Regions from separate parts of the Homo sapiens genome. Here region 2 is linked to region 1. A link is an interaction called in ENCODE POLR2A ChIA-PET data of the cell type or tissue named here. Cell type or tissue: K562. All regions are shown on one strand. Links, peaks and the distances in the headings refer to the core of each region. The heading gives the core; the rest is flanking DNA. Region 1 holds the start of LINC02710 (long intergenic non-protein coding RNA 2710). Region 2 overlaps ALX4 (ALX homeobox 4).

What was found. Peaks named below come from ENCODE experiments on the same cell type or tissue, not always from the same donor. Only the 100,000 strongest peaks of a DNase experiment are listed, where the experiment ranks them.
Region 2: POLR2A ChIA-PET joins it to region 1 with 7 read pairs; 1 of 35 experiments calls an interaction of 5 or more read pairs at or near these places.

What each region holds. Positions count from the first base shown.
Region 1 is chr11:46,214,865-46,229,888 of GRCh38, reverse strand. It overlaps LINC02710 (long intergenic non-protein coding RNA 2710), which reads left to right and starts at 10,229. Exons shown (of 3, transcript NR_183776.1): 1 at 10,229-10,308; 2 at 13,998-14,162. In K562, for the core only: no CTCF peak of the experiment used is centred there; DNase peaks (open chromatin) are centred at 6,859 and 7,218.
Region 2 is chr11:44,262,542-44,277,565 of GRCh38, reverse strand. ALX4 (ALX homeobox 4) reads left to right here. Exons shown (of 4, transcript NM_021926.4): 2 at 1,908-2,218; 3 at 9,944-10,072; 4 at 12,383-15,024. The coding sequence ends at 12,712. Among named protein-coding and RNA genes, the nearest start is that of ALX4, 40 kb to the left of the region's middle. RefSeq lists a silencer at 1-8 and an enhancer at 5,352-9,189. In K562, for the core only: no CTCF peak of the experiment used is centred there; DNase peaks (open chromatin) are centred at 6,675, 7,325, 9,055, 9,665 and 1 weaker place; H3K4me3 peaks cover 352 bases.

The DNA.
Region 1 (15,024 bases), core at 2,748-10,747:
TATTAGCCGGGAGCGGAGGCTCACGCCTGTAATCCCAGCACTTTGGGAGGCCAAGACGGGCAGATCACGAGGTCAAGAAATCGAGACCATCCTGGCCAACATGGTGAAACCCCGTCTCTACTAAAAATACAAAAATTAGCTGGGCGTGGTGGCATGTGCCTGTAATCCCAGCTACTCAGGAGGCTGAGGCAGGAGAATCTCTTGAACCTGGGAGTCAGAGATTGCAGTGAGCCAAGATCGCACCACTGCGCTCCAGCCTGGCGACAGAGCGAGACTCCGTCTCAAAAAAAAAACAAAAACAAAAACAAAAAAAATACCCAGCTTTATTGGGATATAATCCACATATTATAAAATATAAAATTCACCCCTTTAAGTATACGATTCAGTGTTTTTCAGTATATTCACAAAGTTGCGTAACTATTACCACGATCTAATTTCACAACATTTTCATCATCTCATATAAAAACGCGATACCCATTAGCAGTCACTTCCCATTCCCTCCACAGCCCCTGGCACCCACGATTCTACTTTTGGTTTCTACAGATTTGCCTTTTCTGGGTATTTGGTAAAAGGAGAATCAGCCGGGCGCGGTGGCTCATGCCTGTAACCCCAGCACTTTGGGAGCACAAGGTCAGGAGATCGAGACCATCCTGGCTAACACGGTGAAAACCTGTCTCTACTAAAAAATACAAAAAATTAGCCGGGCGTCGTGGCGGGCGCCTGTGGTCCCAGCTACTCGGGAGGCTGAGGCAGGAGAATGGCGTGAACCCGGGAGGCGGAGCTTGCAGTGAGCCGAGATCGCGCCACTGCACTCCAGCCTGGGCGACAGAGCGAGACTCCGTCTCAAAAAAAAAAAAAAAAAAAAGGGGAATCATACCACACGTGGCTTTTTGTGACTGGCTTCTTTCACTTAGTGTAATATTTTCAGGGCTCATCCATGTGGTAGCATGAGTCAGTACTTCATTCCTTCTTATTGCTACTTGATATTCCATTGTATAGATCCTACCATGTTATACCACATTTTGCCTCTCCATTTATCAACTGATGGACATCGGGGTTGTTTCCACTTTTTCGCTATTATGACTCATGCTGCTGTTGAACATTAATGTACATTTTTTGTGTGGACCATATATTTTCAAATCTCTTGGAGAATATCTGTCTATCTATCTATCTACACACATACATATTTATATGTATACATATATACATATAAAATTGCTGGGTCATATAATGACTCTTTTTTTTTTTTTTTTTTTTTTTTTTGAGACGGAGTCTACCTCTGTCGCCCAGGCTGGAGTGCAGTGGTGCAATCTTGGTTCACTGCAACTTCTGCCTCCTGGGTTCAAGCGATTTTCATGCCTCAGCCTGCTGAGTAGCTGGGATTACAGCCGTGTGCCACCACACCTAGGTAATTTTTGTATTTTTAGTAGAGATGGGGTTTCACCACGTTGACCAGGCTGGTCTCGAATTCCTGACCCCAAGTGATCCGCCTGCCTCGGCCTCCTAAAAGCACTGAGATTATAGGTGTGAGCCACCACACCTATCCTCTATGTTTAACATTTTGAAGAACCAACGATTGCCAGACTGTTTTCCAAAGTAGTGCATGTTTTACATTCTCTTTTTCTTTTTTGTTTTTGAGACAAGATCTTGCTCTGTCACCCAGGCTGGAGTGGTGTGATCATGCCTCACTGCTTTGAGCCTCCCACCTCAGCCTCCTGGGTAGCTGGGACTACAGGCACCTGCCACCACGCCAGGCTATTTAAAAAATTTTTTTTGTAGAGATGGGTTTCGTTATGTTGCCCAAGGTGGTCTCAAACTCCTGGGCTCAAGCAATCTGCCTACTTCATCCTCCCAAAGTGTTGGGATTACAGGCGTGAGCCACCACGCCCTTGGCTGTTTTTCTTTTTGCCTTTTTTTTGAGACAGAGTCTCGCTCTGTTGCCCAGGCTGGAGTACAGTGGCATGATCATAGCTCACTGCAACCCCCACCTCCCAGGTTCAAGCAATTCTCGTGCCTCGGCCTCTTGAGTAGCTGGGATTACAGGCATGTATCACCATGCCTGGCTAATTTTTGTATTTTTAGTAGAGATAGGGGTTCACCATGTTGCCCAGGCTGGTCTTGAACTCATGACCTCAGGTGATCCACCCACTTCAGTGTCCCAAAGCGCTGGGATTACAGGTGTCAGCCACTGTGCCCCTGGCTGTTTTACATTCTTAACAGCAATGCATGAGGGTTTCAGTTTCTCCATATCCTCCCCAACACTTGGGAATGTTTGTCCCTTTGATTCTAGCCTCCTTATAGGTGTGAAGTGGTATCTCATTGTAGTTTTGATGGGTATTTTCTAATGACTAATGATGTGGAGCATTTTTTTCCTGTGCTTATTGCCATTTGTATACCTTACTTAGACAAAAGTCTATTCAAACTCTTTGCCCATTTTAAAAGTGGGTTGTCTTTTTGTGGCTAAATTATAAGAGTTCTTTTTATATTCTGAATAGTAGCTCCTTATCAGATATAGGACTTGGAAATATTTTCTCCCATTTTATGAGTATGTGTTTTCACTTTCTTGATGGTATCCTTTGAGGCACAAGAGTTTTTAACTTTGATGAAATTCAATTTATCTATTTTTTTTTGTTGTTTATGGTTTTGGTGTCATATCTAAGAAACTACAGTATGTTTCAATGTTCAGTAGGTAGTCTATCCTCACTGTCTTTCCCTCCCCACCCCCATATTTTTTTCCTGGCTATTCTTGCATGCTTATTTTTCCATGTGAACTTTAGAATCAGCCTATCTGGTTCCAAAAGCAATTCGTTTAGCATGTTTTAAAAATTGGAATCATTGTAAATACCATGATTTGTGAAACCGACATCTTTACAATAGTACATCCTCCTATTCAGAAGCAGGATATGTCTTTCCATTTATTCGGACTATCAAGTCCCTCAGCAGCATTCAAAGGCATTCCTCTTCCTTTTTTTTTTTTTTGGAGACAGGGTCTTGCTCTGTCACCCAGGCTGAAGTGCAGTGTCGCGATCATAGCTCACTGCAGCCTCTAACTCCTGGGCTCAAGCAATCCTCCTGCTAAGACACTCCTCTTATACATTTAGCACATCTTTTTTTTTTTTTTTTTTGAGATGGAGTTTCGCTCTGTCGCCCAGGCTGGAGTGCAGTGGCGTGATCTTTGCTCACTGCAACCTCCACCTCCTGGGTTAAAGCGATTGATTCTCCTGCCTCAGCCTCCCCAGTAGCTGGGATTACAGGCACCCACCACCATGTCCAGCTAATTTTCGTGTTTTTAGGAGGAATGGGGTTTCACCATGTTGGTCAGGCTGGTCTCGAACTCCTGACCTCAGGTGATCTACCTGCCTCGGCCTCCCAAAGTGCTGGGATTACAGGCGTGAGCCACTGTGCCCGGCCCATTTAGCACATTTGTATTGGTTGTGTTTTGTGTCATCACTCATATGAATGGAAACTTTTAAAATATTTCCTAACTGGTTGATTGCATGTAAGAAAGGTACTAACTTTTGTATATCAGTCATATAAACAGTCATCTTATTTTATTGATAATTGACATCTAATTATTTCATTGTGAATTCCTGAATTACCTTGAGTTAGAGGTTTACAGTCATATCATCTAAAGATGATAATTTGTCTTTCTCCTTTCCTGTTTTCCTACATCTTGCTTCTTTCGGTTGTCTCACTGTATAGTATAGGCCAGCACTTCCAGAATAATGTTACGTTTAACATTGTTAGTGGTGTGAGTAGAAATTCTCATTTTGCTCTTGACTCTGGGAAATGCTTCCAGCATTTACAGATTTACTGAGCCTTTTTTTCTATGGTGCTCTCTTGTCAGGTTACATACAGCGTTGTGCTGGCTTCATAAAAAGAATTTGGAAATTTTCCTGCTTTCTCTTTGCTCTGGAACAATTTAAATAGCAGGTAGAATTCACCCATGAAACCATCTGGACCTGACACTTTTTTTGGGTATTGCTCTTTGAAAATATTCTCAATTTATTCTACAGTATTTGGTAGGTTTCTTTTTTGGTGCGTGTGTTTTAAAAAACTCTTTTGGAATTAGTTGTAATATTTTCTATTTCCCTAGAAAATCATCTATTCTATCCAGAGTTTTAAACATTTTTGCCTAGGTGGATCGAGGTAAATGTTTATGATTCTATTAATTAGATTGGTGTGTATGGTTATTTCCCAACTGTCATTTCTTGTGTATTTGATCTTTAGAAAGCTGCTAGTGATAGGGGTGGGAAAGGAGTCTTCTGCTGCAGGACAGCCTGTTTCTATGACCAGTCTGAGACTGAGGGCTCTGGATCACAAAATCCCCCAATGCCCAGCCAGTTTGGTTTCGTTTGCGATGATGGAAGACAAACATTTCTCCTCTACCTGGCTTTAGCTGTGATTGAGTGTTTGCCATGTGCCAAGCTCTTAGCTTTTACATTCTCGTTTAATTCTCACAGTCCCATGAGATAGGGAGTACCGCATTATCCACAGTTTACTGGCAGGAAACAGAGACTCAAAGAGTTACAATACTCCTCTGAAGTCACATAGCTAGTAGCTGGCCAGGGTGGGATTAAATACACGGCCCATTCTGCACTTACCTTTACCTCGCCTGGTGTCAGCAACATGGAAACATCCACAGTTGATGACTTTTTTTTCCTTTTAATTGAGATGGAGTCTCGATCTGTCGCCCAGGCTGGAGTGCAATGGTGTGATATTGGCTCACTGCAACCTCCACCTCCCAGGTTCAAGCGATTCTCCTGCCTCAGCCTCCCAAGTAGTTGGGACTACAGATGCGCGCCACCACGCCCAGCTAATTTTTTTGTATTTTTAGTAGAGACAGGGTTTTGCCATATTGGCCAGGCTGTTCTCAAACTCCTGACCTCAGGTGATCTGCCTGCCTTGGCCTCCCAGAATGCTGGGATTACAGGCGTGAGCCACCATGCTGGGCCCACGGTCGGTGACTTCTAACTCAGGCCCATGTTTCTCGGATCTATAAGGTGCCTCACGGTGTGACCTCCCCACTCTTTCCTGTACATTTCTTAGATATTGTTTTGAGGCTTGCTCTGTTCCTGACATTGTGCAAGGTACTCGGAAAACGGCTGTGAAGTGGAGACCACGGACCTCGCTCTCAGACATGGTGTTTATCATCCTGTAGGATGATCATTTAAGAAGCAGAACAATAATTTTTTTTTCTTTGAGGCAGGGTCTCACTGCGTCACCCAGGCTGGAGTGCAGTGGTGCAATCTTCCCTCACTGCACCACGCCCGGCCAATAATTTTTTTAAAAAAACAAACCATCAAGCCAGGCATACTGGCCCATGCCTATAATTCCAGCACTTTGGGAGGCCGAGGTGGGCAGATTGCTTGAGCTCAGGAGTTCCAGACCAGGCTGGGCAACACGGCGTGACCCCATCTCTACCAAAAATACAAAAATTAGCTGGGCGTGGTGGTGCATGCCTATAGTCACAGCTACTCAGGAGGCTGAGGTAAGAGGATCACTTGAGCCTGGGAGGTCGAGGCTGCCATGGGCTGAGATAGCACCACTGCACTCCAGCCTGGGTGACACAGCAAGATCCTGTCTCAAACAACAACAAAAAGGCATCAGATCACAGTGCCTTAAGGTACAGTTGGTTTTTTTTTTTTTTTTTTTGAGACAGAGTTTCTCTCTTGTTGCCCAGGCTGGAGTGCAATGGCGCGATCTCGGCTCACTGCAACCTCCGCCTCCTGGGTTCAATTGATTCTCCTGCCTCAGCCTCCTGAGTACCTGGGATTACAGGCATGCACCACCACCCCGGCTAATTTTGTATTTTTAGTAAAGACGGGGTTTCTCCATGTTGGTCAGGCTGGTCTTGAACTCCCGACCTCAGGTGATCCACCCGCCTCAGCCTCCCAAAGTGCTGGGATTACAGGCGTGAGCCACTGCGCCCGGCTTAAGGTACAGTTTTTGAGGGAGCCCAGGACTAGCTTGAATCACACACATCTGACTCTTAATTGCTTTATGTCTGGGACACGCCTCTTCATTTCTGAGAGCCTTTGTTCCCACATCTGCAAAATGTGGATAACACCACACGTTTTTTTTTCCCACTTGGTAGGGATGCCTCTTACAATTGATGGTGTCTCCCAACGATATCTGGCAGTGTTTTTCTCTTTCCTATTGTTGAAGAAAACAGTGGTATGTCCCATTGATGGCCTTAGGTTGGATGACATATGGTAATAATCACGTGGTGGTTATGAGGACCAAATGAGATAATGTAAGGTGAAAAGCCCTATGCAAATTCAGGTGAAACAGTGCGAATTCAGGTGAAACAAGCATTGGCCCAGATTCTAAACTAAAGTCTGTCATTGCTACTTTGTTGATGACCTTAAGCAAGTTACCCCCGGTGTGTGGTCCCCAAATTTCCTTCTCTGGCCTTCCTTCTCAGCAAAACGAGAGATTTATTTAATTCATTAATTCAGCAAACACCTACTAAGCACATTTTCTGGGCCAGGCACAGTGGCCCTGGGGATGTAAGGACGTGAGACAGGGTGGAAGTGCGTTGTTCAGCAGGATGCAGACAGGGGACAAAGTTCTTCCTGTGAGCCTGCTTCAGTTAAGGTAGAGACTGAAAGCTGATGTCAAAGGTCTCCTCCAGCTTTAAATTCTGTTATTCTGGGACTAGGAGGCGGGACAGACAGGGCAAGCATGTTTGGGGAGGCCGTATGGTATAAGGGTTAATGTAGTGGTCCTGGTGTTGGACAGCCTTGGGCCAGCTCTGTCGCTTTTAAGCTGTGTGACCCTAGGCCAATGACTTAACCTTTCTGATCCTCTGGAGCCTTATCTGTAAAATAGGAGTGACAACAGTCTCCTCTCATAGGGTTCTAGTGAGTGCTGAAAGAGATACAATGTGTATAGTTCTTAGCTTAGTGCCTGGTACATAATAAGCAATGAATGAATGATAGGTAGCTTCCCTGCTTCCTTTCCTTCCTTCCTTCTCTAGCCTTTTCTCTCCTTTCTCCTTCCTGTTTTTCCTTTTCTGCCTCTCCCTCCTTCTCCCCAGTTTTACTTCTGTACTTGAGAAGCGAAAACTTTCTGGAGCAGGAATTCCCTGTCCAAACCTTCCCACTTTCTATTTGGAGGTTGGCACAGAAAAACCAACTCTGCTGAATAAATTGGCTTTCCTTATTGCTAGCCTTTGAAGTGGCTCCCACCCCTGCTGGAAGTTTCTGGTGTTTTCTGCCATGGCTGCCCTGTAGTGAAAGCAGGATGTTCTCTCCACGAGTCAGGGGAGACACAGCCCAAGTCCTAGATCTGAAAAGAGTTATTGGTTCCAAACTATGAAAACTGTAAAAATAAAAAAGTTTAATTAAAAACTATACAATGTAACATTGTGTTAATTGCATTAATTGTTAAATATTGTGTTTCTTTATATTTGAAAACAATTCGTAGGTTGGATTTTTCTCAATTTTCCCCGAGTTCCCAAATAGGCACAATAATTACTGAGAAATTATAGCCAATTGTAAATTCAGTGAGTTGTTTGCCAGTTGTAAATTAAATGAGTATGTTTAGCCAAATTCAATAGCAAAATTATAAAAAGCCCTTTCAAAAAATTTACCATTAAAATTGCTAATATGGAATATTTTAAAGTGTTTTATACAATATAAGCCCTCTCTAGGGCTAGAGAAGACGTTAAAATGCCTTGTGCTGTATTTGGGAGGCCAGGAACCCTCTTTTTGATTCTTCTATTTTTTTCTCCCCAGGATAGCTGATTTTTCCAGTCCTTTGTGAGACATCTAATATTTACAATTTGTAATAGCTTTGGAAAATATTCACAATGTAATAAAAAATTGCAGGATCTTAAGCTATAGATCAGTTTGATCTCAAGTAGTTTAAAAAATTCATACATGCATTTTTTTTTAAAAAAAGACTAGAAAGAATTATACTAAAATGTTAACAGGCTCTCTAGGTGGAACAACATGCATAATTATCTTTTATTTTTTATAGTTTTCATAGTTTTCAAATTTTCTACAATGAAAATGTATTACAATCAGAAAAACAATTTTTGGTAGTTTAAATTTTTTTTTTCTTACTACAAAAGTAATTTATGCTCATTATAGAAAAATCACAAAATACATATAAGCATAAGGAAGGAAAAGAAACATGCAAATTCCACCCACCCAGAGACAACCACTGGGTCCTTCCAGACCTTGTTATGCATACATAAACATTTATATTTTTATCACAAAACAGGATCATTCTGTACATAGTACTGCGTTGAAACCTGCTTCTTTCCCCATAATGTATATTGAGAAATGCCAACAGCACATTTCTATAACGTGATTTTCATGGCAGCATACATTACATTATGAGGACAAACCATAATTTACTTAACCCCTAATTATTAGACATTTATGTTGCTTCCAAAGTTTCTCTATTACAAATAATGCTGTAATAAGAAATATTTTAAAGCACTTAAGAATCCTTTATTTTTACATGGAAATCGTAGGACGCTACCCAACAGATATTTATTTTTTCTTTTTTTAATTTTTATTTATTTTATATTATTTATTTTTAATTATTTTTATTTTTTATTTTTTGGGGGATGGAGTCTTGCTCTGTTGCCCAGGCTAGAGTGCAGTGGTGCGATCTCGGCTCACTGCAACCTCCACCTCCTGGGTTTAAGCAATTCTCTTGGCTTAGCCTCCTGAGTAGCTGGGATTACAGGCACACGCCACCACAACCAGCTACTTTTTGTTTAGTAGAGACAGGGTTTCGCCATGTTGGCCAGGCTAGTCTTGAATTCCTGACCTCAAGTGATCCATCCGTCTTGGCCTCCAAAAGTGCTGGTATTACAAGCGTGAGCCACCATACCCGGCCCATTTATTTATTTTAGAGACAGGGTCTCACTATGTTGCCCAGGCTGGTCTTGAACTTCTGGGCTCAAGTGATCCTCCTGCCTCAGCCTCCCAAAGTGCTGGGATTACAGGCGTGAGCCACTGCACCCAGCCCAGATATTTATTTTTGAATGATGCTAGGCTCTGAGGATGCAAAGGTTGTTTCAGTTGTTATTCCTGCTCTGCAGGAGTTCCCAGTCCAGGAGGAGATAGTGGCAGGAGTGACAAACTATGCCCCAGAAAGCCAGGAAAGGCTCCTCTGGCAAGTGACGTTGAACTAGGACTTGAAGATCAAGTAGGAGTTCACCAGGCAGACAGGATGAGGTTAGCTGGGATATTTCAACAGCATGGACAACAGGGCATGAGAAAATGGGAAGGTAATATCTTATCTGGAGCCTGTGGTGTGCTGCGTACGTTTCACATAAGTTTTCTCATCCAATTCTCACATCAACTCCACAAAGTAACCGTTCTTAGTCCCATTTTCTAGCCAAAGAAACTGAGGTTACAGTGCTTGTTTAGCTAGAGGTAGAGCCAGGATTTGGACACAGGTCTCACTTACTCTGAAGCTCAAGCTCTTTCTTTCTTCCTTTCTTCTCTTTCCCTGATGACAGCAGGGGCAGTTCTATGCTCCCAAGCAAGATAAGAACAAGGTCTAATTCCTTTTCTTCCCATCTGATATTTCCTGGTAGCAAACATTTCCGCCATTTTAAGACCTGTGCTACCCATTGCCATAGAGTAGTGAAGTCCCAGCCTGTTTTGTCTCTTGCAGTAGCCACTCCTTACAGAGCCTGAAAGAGAAGGGGAGCGTCCAGCCGCCATCTTGGGCTCTGTCTTGTCATCCCTTGAACAAGTCTGTCTTCTCTCTCTTTTTTTTTTTGAGACAGAGTCTCGCTCTTTCGCCCAGGCCGGACTGCAGTGGCACTATCTCGGCTCACTGCAAGCTCCGCCTCCCGGGTTCACGCCACTCTCTTGCCTCAGCCTCCCTAGTAGCTGGGACTACAGGCGCCCGCTACCGCGTCTGGCTAATTTTTTGTATTTTTAGTAGAGACGGGGTTTCACCCCGTTAACCAGGTTGGTCTTGATTTCCTGACCTCGTGATCCGCCCGCCTCGGCCTCCCAAAGTGCTGGGATTACAGGCGTGAGCCACTGCGCCCGGCCACAAGTCTGTCTTCTCTTTAATGCCTCATTTGTCTTGGCACAAAGACACATGATTAGGCTCAGAGTGGCATGTTTTGGCAAGGGTGAGACACATTCAGTGGAGTGTTGGGGAAAGGATGGGGTTAGGGTGGAGGCCTAGGGCCAGAGACAGATGGGCCATGCTAAGACATACGTTAGTGACGTTTGTTAGGGAAATGACATGGCTAAATGGTTCTTTAGGAAGAAGAGTCAGGCGCCTCTGGAAGGGATGGTTTGGCCTACAGAGAGAAAACAGGTTATGGTCCAAAAATAGCAATGGCTAACATTTTTTGATTGCCAGACACTATTCTAAGCATTTAAACATATTTTAACTCTCTTAATCCTTGTGACATAGGTACTATTATTATCCCTGTTTTGCAAGTGACAAAACCGAAGTACAGAGACTTTAGGTAACTTGTCCAAGGACACACAGTAAGTGGAAAGGCCAAGACTTAGCCCAAGGCAGCCTACTCATAACTATCAATCTAGTTCAGCTGAATTTTGCAAAACTGAATGAGGAAACGTGTTAGTTCCTTGAAGACAGGGGGCCTGATTAACTACTGTATTCCCATGCAGAGCTCACTTTCTTTTGTTTTGTTTTGAGATGGAGTCTTGCTCTGTCACCCAGGCTGGAGTGCAGTGGTGCAATCTCAGCTCACTGCAAACTCCGCCTCCCGGGTTCACGCCATTCTCCTGCCTCAGCCTCCCGAGTAGCTGGGACTACAGGCGCCTGCCACCACACCCTGCTAAATTTTTTTTGTATTTTTAGTAGAGACAGGGTTTCACTGTGTTAGCTAGGATGGTCTTGATCTCCTGCCCTCGTGATCCGCCTGCCTCGGCCTCCCAAAGTGCTGGGATTACAGGCATGAGCCACCGCACCCGGCCTGCAGAGCCCAACTTTTGAAGCATCACGCACTGTCAATAGATACTTGATTAATGATTAAATGTGAAGGCAATTAGTCTGAACTAAAACAGTGGCAGGGTGGTGGTGGGGAAAAAATGTCCCTGAATTAGAATCACAGGATTTGATGACAAGAGTGGGGGTGAAGAGTGGAAGGAGAGGATTCTGGGGGGATGACTTGGAGGTTCCCAGGTTGGTGGAGCAGGAGGAGAGTGGTGTTGTTAATAAGGCTCAGCCTTCCTGATTAGGGGCTTATCAGAGAGAGTTGAGCTTGGGTCATATTAACTTGAGGGTCCTGGGCGCCTCGGCCCTGGCTCCTCATGTGAGAATCATATAAAGGTTATTCTTCTGATTTTGATAGCAAACCCAATAGGTTTGCAAACTTCTCACATGCTAATTAAGAAACTAATTAAAACCCATCGGTTCTTAAAGACATATGGTTTATTTAAAGTTGATCCAAGATTGATATTTGGTTAAACAATGTTTTAATAAATCATAGAATGAATTGGCTCTAAGAATACTAGCATGGTGCTCCAATTTACTAGACACTTTCCATGCATTCTTTTTTCCTTTGAAATATGAAAAAAATGAGATAGTGTAGATAAAAATATCTAATGCCTAACGATCATTTAAAGCTAGTTTCCTTCTTGAAGCCCATGGAACTCTGTGGGGTTAGGTATGGTTATTATCCCCATTGTACAGATGAAGAAACAGGAGTAATTAAGAGAGATTAAGGGGCTGGGTACAGTGGCTCACACCTGTAATCCCAGCACTTTGGGAGACTGAGACGGGTGGATTACCTGAGGTCAGGAGATCGAGACCAGCCTGACCAACAAAGTGAAACCCAGTCTCTACTAAAAATACAAAAATTATCTGGGTATGATGGCGAGTGCCTGTAATCCCAACTACTTGGGAGGCTGAGGCAGGAGAATCACTTGAACCTGGGAGCCGGAGGTTGCGGTGAGCAGAGATCGCACCATTGCACTCCAGCCTGGGTGACAGAGCGAGACTCTGTCATAAATAAATAAATAACGAGAGGTTAAGGGACTCATACAAAGTGATTTTGCAAGGAAGTGGAAAAGTCAGGACTCATACCTAGGTCTCCCCACAATTGCTGTATACTAAATCATCCCCAAACGTAGAAGCTTAAAGCAGTAAGTATTTATCATTACATCACAGAGTTGATGAAGATCAGCAGTTTGGGGTGGCCTAGCTGGGACTGCAGTCTCTGGAGGCTTGACTAGGGCAGGAGGTTCCTTTTCCAGGCACACTCACATGGCTTTGGGCAGGAAACTTCAGTTCCTTTGCACTTGGGCTTCTCTCTAGGGCTGCTCAAGACATAGTTTTACCCAGACTGAATGATCAGAGAGAGCGAAAGAGAGAGGGGGTGGGGAGATAGAGGGAGAAAATGAGAGAGTGAGCAAGAGCAGTTAGGCTAGAAATCTTTTTATGACCCATCTTGGAAGTAATATCCCATCAATTTTGCTGTATTTTACTCATTACATTTTTTAAAAAATTTTTGTTATTTTATTTTATTTTATTATTTTTGGAGACACAGTCTTGCTCTGTCACCCGCTGGAGTGCAGTGGCACGATCATGGCTCATTGCAGCCTCGACCTCCCCAGGCTCAGGTGATCCTCCCACCCCAGCCTCCCAAGTAGCTGGAACTACAGGTGTGCACCACCTCGCCTGGCCAATTTTTTGTATTTTTTGTAGAGATGGGGTTTCACTATGTTGTTCAGGCTGGTCTCAACCTCCTGAGCTCTCAAGCGATCTGCCAGACGTGGCCTCCCAAAGTGCTGGGATTACAGGTGTGAGCTACTGTGCCCTATCCTGTATTTTATTTTTTTTGTAGAGATGGGGTCTCGCCATGTTGCCCAGGCTGGTGTAGAACTCCTGGGTTCAAGCAATCCTCCCGCCTCAGTCTCCCAAAGTGCTTGGATACAGGTGTGTGCCACCACGTCCAGCCCCAGCGTGTATTTTACATCTTAGAAGGAAGTCATTAGGTCCAGGCCCCACTTAAGGGGAGGGAACTTCACCAGGGTGTGAACGTCAGGAGGCAGGGATCATTGGGGACCATCTTAGAGGCTGCCTACCGCAGGCACCCTTTCTACTCTGCCATTCCACAAATTGTCATTTTCATCTTTGCAGCTTCTCCTCATCTCCCATCCTCCAAATAGAAGTATTTTATGAACTTCATAAAGTTGCAATGTGGCCAGTTTGGGGCAATTTATATCTTCTATAGACAACAGCATTGAACTACTTAGCAAACCAGGAAGTGGAAAATGGTTATAAAGGGATCCAATTACTTTCATTGCCAAGGCAGTGTAAAACGCAACATGTGAAAATGGACTTAATTGGTGAAAAATTAATTAGACAATTAAATTTATTTCTGCTTAAATACACTTAGGTGTTAATTGGTAATCTGACTGCAGGTTTATTTTAAGTTACATTTGTTATCTTGACTCTGTCCTTTAAGAAACGATCTTTGTTTAATATGCCGTGAACACTCCTGGTCTTGCCGAGAAACAGTGTCTAGTTCATTCTCATCGTTCTTCTCCAGATAGGACTGATCCGGGTCAGACTGGCCCAGAGGGCAAAAAAGCATTTGCTTCGAAAGCCCCATCAAGAGGAAAATCTTTCTACTGCCAGAGGGGCTCTTCTGGGAAGCCTGAGTGGAGAGGTACAGGATTCCAAGTGGGAACTGCAGACTCGTTAGTCTGCCACTCACTGGCTCTGTGACTCTGGGCAAGTTACTTCTGCAGTCTGGGTTTCAGTTTCTCTATCTGTAAAATGAGCTAGTGGGCGTTGATGATGTCTGAGTTCACTTCACCCATAAAATTCCACGATTGTCAAGTACAGGGGTTTCATGACAGGAGGGATAGATTGCAAGGGTTTTCTTTTTCTTGAAAAAAAAAATTTCTTAGCCTCATCTGTTTGCTAGAATTTGTTTTAGAGTATTTCATGTGCTGGTTAAACATAGTGGGTTGGATACATTTTAACCTGCGCACTGTCTTTAAATCCCACTGAAATCATGAGGACAGAGAGAATGGGCAAGGGGTCATCGATGGACCGGAGATGGGATGGTAGGGACAGAAACTGCAGGGTCCGCAGAAGGAACTGCTCACCGAAAGCCAACAAGCTTGCCCTGTGGAATCCCAGAAAGGCCCAGGAACTTCGGGACATCACTGAAGGCAGAGTGAAGAGAGGTAAGTGCAAGTCCAGATGAATGAGTGATGATGTTCCCACTCTCTCCAGAGTTGCACACCCCCTCACCACCCCCAAGTGGAAGATTGGGAGATTCCTCTCTGGGGAAAGGAAGCAATTCCACAGGAAGGAGTTCCCCAATGAAAAAGACAACATGCATGGTGGTGCATGCTGGTGGTCCCAGCTACTGGGGAGGCTGAGGCAGGAGGATCGCTTGAGCCTAGCAGTTCAAGGCTGCAGTGAGCCATGTTAGTGCCTCTGCACTCCCGCCTGGGTGGGAGTGAGACTAATGCAGGACAGGCAAGCCCCCAAATTGGGCCTTAGCCTGGGAGGGTTCTCAGTTTCACACAGGAAAGAATTCAAGGGCAAGCCAGAGGTGTTAGACAGCAACTTTTTTTTTTTTTTTCTTTTGAGACAAAGTTTCTGGTCACTCAGGCTGGAGTGCAATGGTGCGATCTCGGCTCACTGCAACCTCTGCCTCCTGGGTTTAAGTGATTCTCCTGCCTCAGCCTCCTGAGTAGCTGGGATTACAGGCACTCGCCGCCATGGCTGGCTAATTTTTGTATTTTTAGTAGAGATGGGGTTTTGCCATGTTGGCCAGGCTGGTCTTGAACTCCTGACCTCAGGTGATCCGCCTGCCTTGGCCTCCCAAGGTGCTGGGATTACAGGCATGAGCCACCATGCCTGGCCTAGACAGCAACTTTTATTGAAGTGGCCGTGCACAGCAGCAGCAGAGGTACCGCTGCTGGCAGAGCGGTGTGCCCAGAGTAGCAGCTCAGAGGCAGTACTGCACTCATGTTTATACCCACTTTTAATTATATACAAATTAAGGGGTGGTTTATGCAGAGATTCTAGGATGAGAGT
Region 2 (15,024 bases), core at 3,305-11,304, 2.0 Mb after region 1:
TTTCCAGAAGAAGAAACCGCGGGTCAGAGTGGCTGATGCTCACACCTACCACACGTGCTTGTTGTGATGATCAAAGCTCGTGCACGTGAAAGGTCGTGTCAAATGCTCCCCAAACGTCTTATTAATTGTGTTTGTTCTTTCACTCAACAAGTTCCTTTTCCCCAAGTTACAGACAAGGAATACAGTTCTCGAGGAGTTCACACCCACATCTGCAGACACCCAGTTGGCTGCCCTTCCCTAGGCATCTGTGCACGCCCTGCACATGCTCCTGTGCCCAAGGGCCTGCATGCTTGGAGGACTTCTCCAGGGTCGGAGTCCTCTAATGTTCACAGGGTCTGTGGGTTTGCAAGTCCAGACTAGAAATGTGAATATCAATAATGGCAAAACTACATAGCTAGCACACTAGCCTCTTTATTTCCCACAGCTACCCTATGAGGAAGATCCTAGAAGTATCTTCATCCCCATTTTATAGAGGGGGAAACTGAGGCACATAGCGGGTAGGTAAGCTCTCCTGAGCACACAGCTGGGGAGTCATGGCCATAGGATTCATGGCGGGGCTATCAAGAGTCCATGACCTAAACCAGGGGTCCTTAGCCCCCAGGCTGTGGACCAGTACCGATCCATGGCCTGTTAGTAACCGGGCCGCACACAGGAGGTGAGCGGCAGGTGAGCAAGCATTACTGCAAGTTCTGGCTCCTGTCAGATCAGCGGTGCCATTAGATTCTCACAGAGGCGTGAATCCTACTGTGAACCATGCATGTGAGGGATCTAGGTTGCGTGCTCCTTAAGAGAATCTGATGCCTGATGATTTGAGGTGGAACAGTTTCATCCCCAAACCATGCCCCACCACAACCTTCTCCACCCATGGAAAAAATTATCTTCCACAAAACCAGTCCCTGGTGCCAAAAAGGTAGGGACTGTTGTCCCAAACCCTCTGCCAGGAGGTGAGTGTGTCTGCCTAGGAAGCTCACCAGGCTGTGTGGTGGTAAAGTGGCTTCTTGCCTCACTCTCCCACCCCAGCCTCCACCTCTTCTTTCTTGATGTGTATGGGTTGACTCGTCCTTGCAGTCCTGAGCTAGGAATGTGCCGGTGGGTGGGGGGTCCATCTGCCAGACGCAGTGGCTGGGAGCTGTGCTCATGTACACCCACCCAGGCCCGGGGTCAGCGTGCTGGGGATGAAGGTGCCCGGGCAGCCTCAGTAAACAGTGGGCAGGAGCTGCTTGTAACAGGAAATGTGGCCCATGCCTCAATCCCATGCACCCCCAAGGAAGAAAGACCCTTCTCTTGAACAATAGGTGAGACCAGTGTGCAGGGTTGGGGGGCAGGGAAGGAGGTGTTGACTCCTCAGCACTGGACTCTTGGGGCAGAGTCTCCACAGCTCCTGCTGAACTCCTGGTGGGACTAGGCCAGGAAAGGAGGGGCACTCCTGTCTGCCTCAATCCTGGGTCCTCCTCACCCCAAGCCCCACTGGGCCAGACATGGCTGCTGAATGAGTTTCCCTTCCACCCAGGGAGGCCATGGCACTGGGGTCAGAATTCTCGGGCCCCAGAAAAGTCCTGATGCAGGGAATCCCTCTAGAGAGAGGAGCTCAGGGTCAGTGAGGTGGGGATTAAAGGTCACAGAGGTCAGATTGGCTGCCTTAGGTTCACATAACATTGTTGCTGGAAGGGACCTAGTCTAAGATGATGGTGAAGAGGCTCAGATTGGGGAAGAGATTTGCCCAAGGTCACACAGCAAGTTAATGGCAAGCCAGAATTAGAAGCCAAGTCTCCGGACCTCGCATCCAATGAGCTCTAAGAGGAAAAAGGCAGGGGGTGGCTACCCGAGTGCCCCACTCTCCCCCTGACATTCCCCTTCTCTTGTTTGGTTCAACCATTGGTTTCTGACTTTGTTTCCTCCTCCCTCAGCTAAAGAGAGCTCCCTGGGTGAGCCAGAGTTACCCCCTGACTCTGACACTGTGGGGATGGACAGCAGCTACCTGAGTGTCAAGGAGGCTGGGGTGAAGGGGCCCCAGGACCGGGCCAGCTCAGACCTCCCCAGCCCATTGGAGAAGGCCGACTCAGAGAGCAACAAGGGCAAGAAGCGGCGGAACCGGACCACCTTCACCAGCTACCAGCTGGAGGAGCTGGAGAAGGTCTTCCAGAAGACCCACTACCCAGACGTGTATGCGCGGGAACAGCTGGCCATGAGGACAGACCTCACTGAGGCCCGCGTGCAGGTCAGTGAGGGCCACCTGGGAGTGAGGCTGGTAAAGCAGAGCCTGTCCCTGGGCTCTTGGCTGCAGTTGGGGTCTCCTGACTGCCCACCAACCACACCATGGCTTTCCTTTCCTCAGTTCATTGAGAACCTGAAAGTGGGGGCTCCTAGCCTGCCCCTCATGCCCCTGTCCCAACTAGAGCGACTCTGCTTTTATCCTCTTTAATATTGGGCTTCTGCACTGTGGTGGGGGGTTGCAAAGGAAGGAGGGCCTCCAGCAGAGGGGCAGGAAGGCTGCTGCTGGCTGTTTCTGGGCTTTACACAGTGTAAGAGTCCTGGCTCTTTCACACAGAGAAGGGTTACTTGTCCCTGCTCTAGAAGGCCTATCTCTTAGACAGGAAACAGGACAAACATGAAGACAATGTCCACAGCATCCCAGTGGGCAGAAACAGAGAACAGTTTAGCTCTTCCTTCTGCCTAGATGGCTGCATCCCCCTCCATTTTTCAAGTCCCAACTCATACCTCCTCTGAGAAGTCTTCCTGACCACTGTGGCTAAAGCAGTAGCCCCCCTATTACCAGCCAACAACCAAAACACCCAACCCAGTACAATACAGTGGAACCCAACACTCAACCCAACTCATTGCAACCCAACAGAACACAACCCAATAGAACTCAACTCAACACAACACAACACAGTGGAACTCAACACACTCAACCCAACTCAGTGCAACCCAACACAACACAACCCAATAGAACTCAACTCAACCCAGCACAACACAATGGAACTGAACACACTCAACCCAACTCAACCCATTCCAACACAACACAACCCAATATAACACATTCCAATGGAACTCAACCTAACACAACACAACACAATGGAACCTGACACACTCAACTCAACTCAGTGCAACCGAATAGAACTCAACCCAACCCAACACAACACAACCCAATAGAACTCAACTCAACCCAACACAACACAATGGAACTCAACATACTAAACCTAATGCAGCCCCTTCCAACACAACACAACCCAATATAACACATTCCAACAGAACTCAACCTAACACAACACAACACAATGGAACCTGACACACTCAACCCACTCAACACAACCCAATAGAACTCAACCCAACCCAACACAACAGAAGCAAACCAGCTCACCTTTTGTTACACTGTCCTATTTTATCTTCTTAAAAATTTTTTAAATTTTTTTTGTTTTCTTTTTAGAGACAGGGTCTCATTCTATCACCCAGGCTGGAGTGCAATAAGATGATTATAGCTCACTGCAGCCTCAAACTCCTAGGCTAAAGTGATCATCCCACCTCAACCTCCCAAAGTGCTAGAATTATAGGCATGAGCCACCATGCCTGGGCCCATTTTATCTTTTGGGTATTTTTGTTTATTTTTTTTAAAGAGACTGGGTCTCTCTCTGTCACCCAGCGTGGAGTACAGTGGTGTGATCATGGCTCACTGTAGCCTTAACTTCGTGGGCTCAATGGATCCTCCCGCCTCAGTTTCCTGAGTAGCTGGGACCACAGGCATACACCACCACGCCTGGGATAAGTTTTTTTATTTTTTGTAGAGATGGGGTCTTGCTTTGTTGTCCATGTTGGTCTCAAACTCCTGGCCTCAAGTAATCCCTCACCTCAGCCTCCCATACTGCTGGGATTATAGGCATGAGACACTGTGCCCAACTCCTATTTTGTCTTCTTTACAGGATTGTTGACTGGCTTACGTTATTTTACTTGTTTGTCCCCTCCTACTAAACTGTGATTTCCTTGAGATCAAGCACTGATTGTTCATCACTGTATTCCCACCAATTAGAGAAAGCCAAACGCAGAGCATCAAGTCTAAAAAATAAGTATCCGTGGATCAATCAACCCTTGTCCAGAGAGCTGTATCTGCCCCGACCAGCATGAATTCACAGCAAAGAAAGGATCAGAAAGAAAGAAAAGACCCATGAGTAGCCAAAATACAGGTGACAAAATTCACACACTCAAGTTTAAGTTTCAATTTAACACAAAATAAATGTCATAATCAGTCCGCTTTTCCAACCCAAAGCATGTTGGAAATAGCAAATAAAACGTTGCCACATAGCAGTTTTTCCCTCTCCAGTGGGCCAGAAAAATCAATAGCTTCAGAACAAAGAGAAATCTTTTTTTTTTTTTTTTTTTTAATCAGCAAAGCGCCATGCAGCTCAGTGGGCTGAGCCCTTCAATGTTAGGACAGAGATGCCCCAACCCTGCAATCCTCAGCAGGCCCCAGGGACTCTTGAATTAACTCATGAAAGCATCTTCAGCAGCATTGTTCTAAGGCATCAGTAAAAGATTCATCAGTTACAACCATTTTCTGTTTAAGAAGGCAGAGGCATCTCTAATAGAGTCTACAAACTTTTTTTCCAAAATGGCTAATGTGGAAAAGGACTAGTGGTTATCAGTAAATATGTAGCTGTTCAGAAACTGCAGCTACCAGAAGTGATGCTGAAGAGCTGCACGGTTGAGTTGCTGTAAGTTCCCTGAGGGCAGCCTGCCATTTTTTTTTTATTTTTTTATTTTTTGAGACAGGATCTCACTGTGTCACCCAGGTTGGAGTGCAGTGGTGTGATCTTGGCTCACTGCGGCCTCCACCTCCTGGGTTCAAGCGATTCTCATGCCTCAGCCTCCCAAGTAGCTGTGACTACAGGCATGCACCACTACACCCAGCTAATTTTTTTTATTTTTTGGTAGAGATGGAGGTTTCACCATGTTGGCCAGGTTGGTCTTGAACTCATGACCTCAAGTGGTGCACCTGCTTTGGTCTCCCAAAGTGCTGAGATTACAGGCGTGAGCCACCATGCCCAGCCCAGACTGCCTTTTTTTTTTTTAGACAGAGTCTTGTTCTGTCGCCCAGGCTGGAGTGCAGTGGTGCAATCTTGGCTCACTGCAACCTCTGCCTCCCGGGTTCAAGCGATTCTCCTGCCTCAGCCTCCTGAGTAGCTGGGATTACAGGTGTGCACCACCACACCCGGCTAATTTTTGTATATTTAATAGAGATGGGGTTTCACCATGTTGGTTGGCTGGTCTTCAACTCCTGACCTCAGGTGATCCACCACCTCAGCCTCCCAAAGTGCTGGGATTACAGGCATGAGCCACTGCACCTGGCAAGACTGCCATTTTATTCCCCTCCAGTGCCTAATGAATGTTTGATGAAGGATGACAGGGCAGCTGGGGCTTTCCTGTGAATCCAGAAGCCCTCACACACCCAGATCTCACTTGAATTTGGACAACCAGCCACTCACATGACCTTACATGCCTGAGTTTGGACAGGAATCCTAGCATCTAGCCTGATCTCCAGCAAATGGATTGGGGAGGACCCACAGGTGTAGGTAGAGAAAGGGGCATAGCTGGTTATGGGACAGCCCTGTAGGTGCTGTGTTGGTGTGGGATAAACCTGTTCCTTTTCTGTGCAGTATGTGTGTACATTTGTGTTTGCATATGTGGGTTGCATGCATGCTTCCTAACAAATATATGGGAGTGCCCGGGAGTAGAATTCACTAAGTACTGAAAGAAGAATGACGCCTTGAGTACAAAACATGAAAACAAAGGCGCACAGAGCATTTTTCAGTTGCCACCATACAACTAAAACAGAGTGTTCTCTGCACACACACATGCGCGCGCACACACACACACTTATACCTACTTCCAAAATGGAGTTGAGGTAGCTTACAATTAAAGATTTATTTGTTCAATCTAAAAACAAGAACAATGGCATGAAATGCAGAGGTAATGTGGTAAAAAAAAATTTAGGCTAAGGTTCATGGTTGCCATTGAGCACAAACTTCAACTTGGAGCTTCCTGGCAGCCAAGGCAGAAAGGGAAACTCTGACGTGCTGCATATCTTATCACCTAGTGGGAGGACCACAGAACTATAGAACGGTAGTGCTGGAAATGATCACCCCATCTTCCCATTTGATAGACGAGGAAGAAGAGGCCCATAGGTGGGAAGTCATAACCTGAAGTTAACAGCAGCCACTCAGTAGCAGCACTGCGACTGGAATCCGGGACTCCTGAGTCGCAGCCTAGTGCTTCTTTGACTTTAGTTTGCTGTACAAGGACACATGCCAGATTGTTCAGAGGCTTTTCTTTGTATAAAGGCAGCAGGGTGGGTGGGATCTTCATGTGCGTCAGACCTCTGGGTTGAGCCCTAAGCCTGGCAGTGCCCTGGGGGGGTAAGGGGGTGGTGATGGAACCCCCTGCCTGCCTCTGCTGTGTTTGTTCAGGGCCCATACTCAGCTGGTGGCAAGCCAGGTGCCTGGCGTAGAGTGGTGGTGGGGACAGGGACGGGGCAATGGGGGCCCCAAGATGGACTTTTCCTGGGAAGAAGCCTAGGGTTTGGCCCTGCTCCAGGGGGCTGCAGGGGCCTCTCTCTGCTGTCTGGGATTCCAATCTCTGCAGCTGGTGTCTGAAGACAATAAGACAGAGGCCTCCCCGCCCTGGGCCACCCCGCCCTGGCCCCAGATGGGCTGCGGTTAGCGAGGCCTCCGCCAAGACAGTTGGTTCCTTGCACAGCCCGGTCCTCGGGAGAGGCCTGTGCTGAGTGGGCCCAGGCTGGGGTGGTCCTGAGGTATGACATTCAGACCGGGAGAACAGTGGGGACCTCGTGGTTGGCTGTCCTCCTGGGGCTGCACAGTGGAGACAGGCCTGCGGTGCAGAGCTGGGAGGCACAGGAACGGGCGTGGGGGTTGGTGTGGCATCTGGAAGGGAGCTCTCGGAGCCCCTGGGGCGCCAGGGGTCAGAAATGGATGGACACTCCAAGCCTCAGGACCTGCAGATGTGAGCATAGAAGGGGTCGTGAGGATACCCTTGCTGCCTCCAATTTACTGGGGAGGATATTGAGGACCGGCCAGGCTCACCTAGCTCATGTCTGGATCTGGGCAGAAAAGCCAGAACTGGGTGCGCAGGGTAAGGCCCCAGGACAAAGGAACAGGAGAAGAAGGAGGGAGGAGGTGGGCAGCCCTGCTCCCACCGGTCGCTCACCCGCCTCTCACCATTTCCATCTTCAGCCCTCAAATAAATCCCTCAGCCTGACCTTCTTCCACTCCTGTTCCAAAGACGGTGCTAGCTCTGCTGGCCTCTCCCCCGCCTGGTCATCTGTCTTCCCCAGATAACCCACATCTCCTCCTCCCTCACACTCAGCTCCAGCGAGCCCGCGCCCCACATTCCACTCCCCCACATGGCTCCTCCCTCCACTCTAGACCCCTTTGCCAGGCGCTGGCCACCTCCTTCCCTCTTCGGGGTCCCTCCCCGCCCATCCCTGGATCCTCTGTTCCAGAGCCTGTAGGGACATCTTCCACTTCCACAGTCCCACCATGGGGACCTGGAACCCACAGAGACACAAGGAGAACCCCAACAGTCACAGTGACAAAAAGAAAAAGAGAAGCCATCTCTCTCCGTGCCTCCAGTGGCTTCTCCCCTCCCCCCAGCTTCCCCCACAGAAAACCCTGGGAGGCTGAGGAAGGAGCGGAAAGACGGAGCTAAGCCTGCAGGAAATTAAACATGAAATGAAAACAAGCTCCTCTGATTCATTCTCTCATCCTGGCCCCAGTCTCCCATCCCAGGCCACTGATAAAGAGGGATCCCATTTCAGCAGCACAGAGAGGAGACCCCATCTGTCCTTGGCTCCCAGTGGGCAGCCAGGGCCTGGACCCTAGGAATCCCTGGAGGAAAAGGGGCCCTGGGAGGCCAGGGCAGGGGCTGAGACCCCAAACTGGGGAGAGGGTCCGTTTCTAAGGAAGAGGCTTCTCCTCCCCCAGTCAATGTGTGTGCACACATGCACGTGCGTGTAGCCACACTAGTGGGTACACTCGTGCACGCACACACATGCTTAGGATTAGGGAGGGGAAAGTGAGTTGGTACAGGAGTGGAGAAACATAATAATGTACACCCCTGCTCACCCCCACCCTCCTCACAGTAACATGAGATACATCCCCATCTTCCTTGACCTCTTTCCTCTAGCAAAAGACAGTGAGAAAGGTCAGGAGCTGTAAAGAAACAAATGGGAAGTACTCTAAACATTCTTGGACTGCATTTCCCATCTATCTCCCCTGCTGCGACTATGAGGTACCATTCGCCATGCAGAAACTGAGGCCCTTGGCAATACCAGTGCTCCTATGAGCCTGTCCATTGGCCAGCTACACTGGATGCCCAAAGAGGCCAGGCAGCGTCTGTGAGGAAGCACGTCCACACCTCCTTCTCCCCTCCTCGCAGTGGTTCCTAGGAAGCTCAAAGGCTCTGAGGCAGAGGAATTTTGAGAGCTGACTCCTATATTTAGCTCAGCAGCTGCATTGGTCGTGATGGATGGAGAAATGTTTCCACCTGGAGAGCAGGGACTGGACCTCAGGAAAGTTGGCTTTCTTGATGCCTGGGCCTGGAAGGGCCTGGCAAGGCTCCTTATGGCTCTGCAGCTGAGGCTATTGTCATGGCTCTGTTCTCCCGGTCTGCAGCGTGCTGTCTGAGGTGTGCCCACTTGCATCTGAGTCTGCAAAGCCAGCAGACAAGTGCACATCAAGCTGGCAGAGGCCTCCCTCTGAGGAGCACCACGGTCCATCTCTGAATCAGCCTAAAGCCATTCCTGGCCTGGAAGCTGATCCCTCCTCACTCTCCCTCTCTCACCCACCCCGTCCCCATCACCCCTTCTCCAGATCCTAAGTCATGGGCCAGGGGTAGGGCAGCTCTTGCTCTTGAGCCTTGGGAAAGTTCTCAGCCTTCCAGAAATGCTCGTGCAAAGGAAAAGGACCCAATACTCCCCGTCACCAAAAACCCCAGTGCTCACAGCTGACTCAGAGACCTCCCCTCCCCCGTTGGGCTCCCAATCAGGCCAACATCCCATCCACTTGTGCTCAGTGACGGGTTGGCCTCCACTTCCTCTCACCATCAGGCCACGCTTCTACACAAGATTTTATAGCAACTGCCTCTACAGACAGCACCAAGGGAAAAACCCTTCACTTGGCAGTCAAGGCCCCCTGCGATCTGACTCTGTTTCTTTCTCTCCCACCGCTTCCTTCAAATTGACCTCTTTAGGTTTTTGGAGTATGCCTTGCTGTTTCTAAACCTAGGCCTTGGCTTTCCTCCTTTCAGCCAACCATTCAAGGCCCAGCTCCTGTCCCTCCTCCAGGAAGTCTTCCCTGACTGCCTCTGTTGCCCAGCAGAGCCCCTGTTCTCCCTTTAACACAGGGGAGTTCTGAGCTGGGAGACTGTCTCCAACAAGAAGGCTGCAGACAGGATGCAGGGAGGAAGGCATTGTGAATCTGGACCAATAAGCCTTAGAGAGCCATGAACCTTTTGGAAAACTGTGGCAAAACTGTGTGTGATTGTCTAGGAGAACACATCTGGAGGAGCATTTGTAGCTTTTATCAGCTTCTCCACAGGAGTCTGCTTAGATGACTGCTAAGATGACCAGTGACTTGTTTTATAGGTGGTGACACTTGGCTGCTCTAGATTCTCAAGCTTAGAAAAATAAAAGTTCTGGCTCAGGATCACGCCCATGGCTAGTGGGGGTAAGATACCTTCCCAGCTCAGAGTGGATGATTCTAGATTGTCAGCTCTTGAGGACAAAGACCAAGGTTGATATTTATGTGTGGCCGCACCGTTTCCCAAACGCACTGCAACTGATGGGGGGCTCAAGGGAACAGTTTGCACTGCCTGAAAGTGAGGCCTCCAGGCGGGCATCTCACCCTGGTGACAATGGCTTTTTCGCGTCTTGTAGGTCTGGTTCCAGAACCGAAGGGCCAAGTGGAGGAAGCGGGAGCGTTTTGGGCAGATGCAGCAGGTTCGAACCCACTTCTCCACTGCATATGAGCTGCCCCTCCTCACCCGAGCTGAGAACTACGCCCAGGTAAGTCCCGCCCTGAGCTGCCGCCACCGATCCCCAGCCCCTGGTGCTCTGAGAATGAGCCCCTTGGAGGAGAGCCCAGGCACCCCGAGATGACTTATGGCTCCAGGCTGCCCTTCCGTCTCATTCCAGGGGTGTGCCTGTTTATACCAGAGTGTGGGAGGCCCAGGGTTAATCTATCCAACTAATCATTGAACCAGGCTTGGCTGAACTTTAGGGAAGGGAAGGTTGGGGCAGTGAGAACGGCTCTTTCCTCCACTAGCTTTGGCCACTTTTGCTGTGGGCATCGGAACCAAGGCAGGCAGAAGGCCACCAGGCCCTCAGATACCGCTCGGAGGGTCTCTTCAGAAAGCGAGCTCTGAAATCTCCAGGACTCGTGGCCAAGTTGGAATGAGCTTGGGATTCTGAGTCCGGGGACTTAGGTTATCTTTCCAGCTCCAGGTCTTTCTCACTTTAGGCAAGTCTCAAATCTCTGAGCCTCAGTTTCTTCACCTGTACCTTGGACATGGTAAAAGCATCTGCTCAGCTCTGTTGTCAGGCAGTTGTAAGGTCTAAATTCAATCATGCAAAAGTATTTTGTGAATTGTACAGTTTCAAAAAGCTTGTGTGCCTGTGCTCAGCTTCTGGGGCCCTGTCCTCCCCTCCCCCCAGAGCATTTTCCCTAGGTGTCTGTCAGCCAGTCCCCTGTTCTAGTGTGAGATGCAAGGGATGAGAAGTATTGAGTCACATCAGGCACATGGGATGCTTAGAGAGATGTGTTTTTGGCCAAGTCCAAGTCCTCTCCTGACCCCCACTCAGCCTGCCCAGCAGAAGCGGCTGCTCCCTACCTGCTCAGGCCTCATTCTGGCATGGCCTCCACCTCAGCTCCCAACCTGGCCCTGCTCAGCAGCCAGCCAGTAGCACGGGCGCCCCTGCCTCCTTTACTTCTCCCTGACCTGGTTCTGTGCTAGCAAATGGTCTCTGGCTCTCCAACCAGACCAGCCCTCTGTTCCCTCTCCCCCAGCCCAGGATTCATGGGGCAGGAGGGCAGGGCACAGGCCTGGAGGTGAGGCTGAGGAATATGGGGTGTCTCACACAGGCACCATCAGCATCAGCTCGCACTATGTTCTTCCATTCTCTTTCTCCCCTCTCCCTCCCTAAACTCAGCCTCCCTCTGTCCTCCCAGGATGGAACTCTAGCTCCCTCCTTGGCTTTGAGCTCTGCTGCCTGAGCGCACAGCTGGAGGGAGAACCCAACACAGGGCCCTGTTCACCCCTCCTACCCCCACCTCACCTACAGCACCACATAGTGTGTGCTCAGACCTCTTCTGAGAGGGGGTGATGGAGGCCAACCGGTCCCCCTTCCCCTGCACCGCAGAGAGAAATGCGGTTCCCTCCAGGATGGGGGCTGAGCTCTTTCTCCCTGCTTTAAAATGCCTCCCTCGAGTGTGCTCCAGACACATGCAGGAGGGCAGGCCAGCAGAAGCCCACATGAGGTTACCAGGAATCCCGTGTGCATAAGCTGAGAGGTTCCCGGGTCTCCCCCACACCCTAATTCTACCTCCTTATACGTGCCTAGAAGGTAGAGGAAGATGGGAGCCCCAGGTGAACGTTGGGGAGGGAAGGGAAGCCCAGTGGCACAGATGGAAGATAAGATGGCCAACTCATCCCTGCACATGCCCTCGCCCCTTTGGCACGAGGAGGTCCGGTCTCAGATCTGGCTGTCCACTCCTGAGGCAGCCCCTTCCATCCTGAGTTAGTTCTGAAGCCTCCTAGTTCAGGCCCTGGAACCTCAGCCACTGACCCTTGGTTTCTGAGAGGTTTAGGTCCCTGCCGCCCACCTCACCCAACCCCTCCATCTTCCCTGCTACTGGTGGGGGCCCAAGGGAACCTGCGAGGCCAAAGCTCTCCGAGTTGAGGTCTGCTCACCTTGCTCAGGTGCCTATGGATGTGAGGGGCCTGGGGAGGAGCTGGAGGTGAATGAGACACAGCTGCCATCCGCAGATGGAGGCCAAGTCTACAGTTGAGTCTAAAAATAGGAAGCCAGCTGGGGGGTGCTGGGGTGTCACCCTTCCACTGGACCCTTAATGAAGCCTGAGGTCACTCTTTAGAACTGAATTTCCCTCTGCTGCTAGCCTGGCCCTGGGAACAGAGATGCCAAGGTGTAAAAGCCACCCCCACAGGGGTATCTGGATGTCCATCAAGGCTAAACACTCAAGAGGGGCTTCATGGGAAGGATGGACAGTGAGGGGAGAGGTGCTCTGGGGGAAGGGGCGAGCCCCTTCCACACCACACCTGCCCGCCAGCCGGTGACATCTCTCCCTTCCTCTCCCAGATTCAGAACCCGTCCTGGCTCGGCAACAACGGGGCTGCCTCACCAGTGCCAGCCTGCGTGGTCCCCTGCGACCCGGTGCCTGCCTGCATGTCCCCTCATGCCCACCCCCCTGGCTCTGGGGCCAGCAGCGTCACCGACTTCCTGAGTGTGTCTGGGGCTGGCAGTCACGTGGGCCAGACGCACATGGGCAGCCTGTTTGGAGCAGCCAGCCTCAGCCCAGGCCTCAATGGCTACGAGCTCAACGGCGAGCCGGACCGCAAGACCTCGAGCATCGCGGCCCTCCGCATGAAGGCCAAGGAGCACAGTGCGGCCATTTCCTGGGCCACATGACAGGGCACCCCTGCCCCGTCCCCACCTCGGGACACCATGGGCCACGCCCATGTTTTCCAGGCCCCCAGCCTCCCACTCGACTTTCCTCTTAGGAACCTGGCCTGGGCCAGGGGCCTGACCCTCAGCACTTTCAGCCGCCCCAAGTCTGAGGCCCCGTGGACTGCTGGGAGGGAGGGGGCAGCAGGCCCCTGGCCCCTCCCTGGCACTGAGGCCCTGACCCCTGCTCCCGGCCACAGGCAGTGGAGAAAGCCAGGTGGCCACGTTTTTCAGCTTCGCATCCATGATAAGCTGAAAGCGCTTTCTTGCTCCCGCCCACTCCTCTGCTCTGCCTAGTTGACCATGAGTCAATGCTAGATTTCCATGCAGACCCAGCAGCCTCACCAGCCCAGTCTTGTCCATCCTTCCCGCTCCTAGTGGGGTCCCCTGGTCACCAGGCCGGTGGCTGTGTGTCTGAAGCACAGGCTGCCCTGCAGAGCCAGCCTCCTGCCCTCCCATCTTTCTCTCCCTGAAAGCACACGGAATCCGACCTGCTGGGGCCAAGGCGCCAGCCTCCACCTCCCCCCGAACAGTGACGAGTCTGACAGAGCCTGGCTGACTGCATCCTGGCTGTCCCCTAGGCTGGATACACCTGGAGAGAGTGGGCAGAGGATGACAGGAGCTGGAGCCGAGGACCCCTGCTGCCATCTAGCAATGCCAGTCCCCAGGGGAGACACGGGCCAGCCCCTCACTGGACACTATAGGGGAGGAGCCAGACCTGAGGGAGGCTGAGAACACAGATGCCACAAGGGCTCCCATGGTGCTAGAAGAAGGAAAGGTCCTGGGAGAGGGGGAGGCATCCGGGTGGGGCGTGGGCCCGGGCAGTCCTCCCGCTCTCCGGCCTGCCTGGCATCTGGTACAGCGGGGAGGTCTGGGCAGCTTTGTTCTCCATCCAGAGCCCAGTCAGGTTCCCTCCAGGAGGATGCGGAGGGGCTCGTCTCTTCCCTGCCCTACCCTGGCCCCTCCCTGGGGCTGCTCAGCAGTGTCCCGGCATGGAAGGACTCACAACTTCGGAACACATAAGCTAGAGCTTGGGGGCCGGGTGGCAGAGGGTCAAAAGCTGCGTGCAGGCTTTGCTAGAGGACGTGTGGCCATGCTCGGCCTCCAGGCCCTGCTATGGCCTCAAACTGACTGTCCTCCCTGCCATATCTGTCAGTGTCATCGCTGCCCAGAGCCTTCCACGGCAGATGGGGGCTCTGTGTCCCTCCAGGCACTAGGAGGTGTTGCTCTTCTCCACACAGCTTTCCACACTCCGTCCTTACACTTCTTCCACAGGGACCAGGACTCTCTGCCCTCTCTCCAGCCTGCGGAAGGGCTCCTGGCCTGGGCTCCTCGGTGTGGCTTTGCTATTGCAAATGGGGCTGTCAGGATGCCCTCCTGAAACCAGGCTTCCTGCCTCCAGGAAGCGGGGCTCTGTGCCTGCCTGCCCGACCCCTGTAGCTTGGGTCTGGCCCTGAGCCCCAGCCCTCACCTCAGCTGGGAGTACACAGTAACCGTCCAGAGGCAGGCCTGTCAGACCCCAGGTGGGGGGTCCCTCCAGCAGGCAGCGCCCCGCATTGAAGCGCTCGCCTTTTCTACCTTCTCCCTTGATTCCTGTCATGGAGTAGGGCCAGGCCCACTATGCTCAGGGTCGTGGACACAGAAAGGCCTCCTGGGTTGGGCGGAGGGTAAACTTGGTGTTGTTGAATGAGGGTCTCTGGGGTTGGGGGTGACAGTCTCCCGCCTGCCTGGTGTTCTCATCTGCTCTAGAAACCAGGCTGAGGAAGGGTCTGGCTGTGGCCTCCCTTAATGAGTCAGACCTCTTTGTGAACCGTAGCTCTAAAATGGATCTTATAGAGGTGAAAGGGTCTTGGACATTGAATTAAATGTTCTTGGAGGCTTGGCTTTAAGTGTTTCAAATATTTGAGGATTTGGAGTGACTTTTGGGAAGTTTTTTCTAGTTCTGAGGTTCGCTGAAATGACCCAGACTCCCCCAAAATCTAGCCAGGGAAAGGAAGAACTTAAGGCTGGGAACAGTTTCCCCATTTCTCCCCCCTTTCCTTCTGAAATGCTCATGGCTGAGGAAGGATGGGGAAGGAAGGAACTTTCACCTTGGGTCTTTCTCACCCATGAGAGAATCAGGACAAAGAGGAGGAGAGCCAGGTAGCTCCAGAGTGGGCCAGGAGGGAGAGCAAGGGAATCAGGACAAAGAGGAGGACAGACAGGTAGCTCCAGAGCAGGCAGGGAGGGAGAGTGAGAGCTTTAAGGGGGCTCTTCCGCAGTGGCCCCCGGCACTC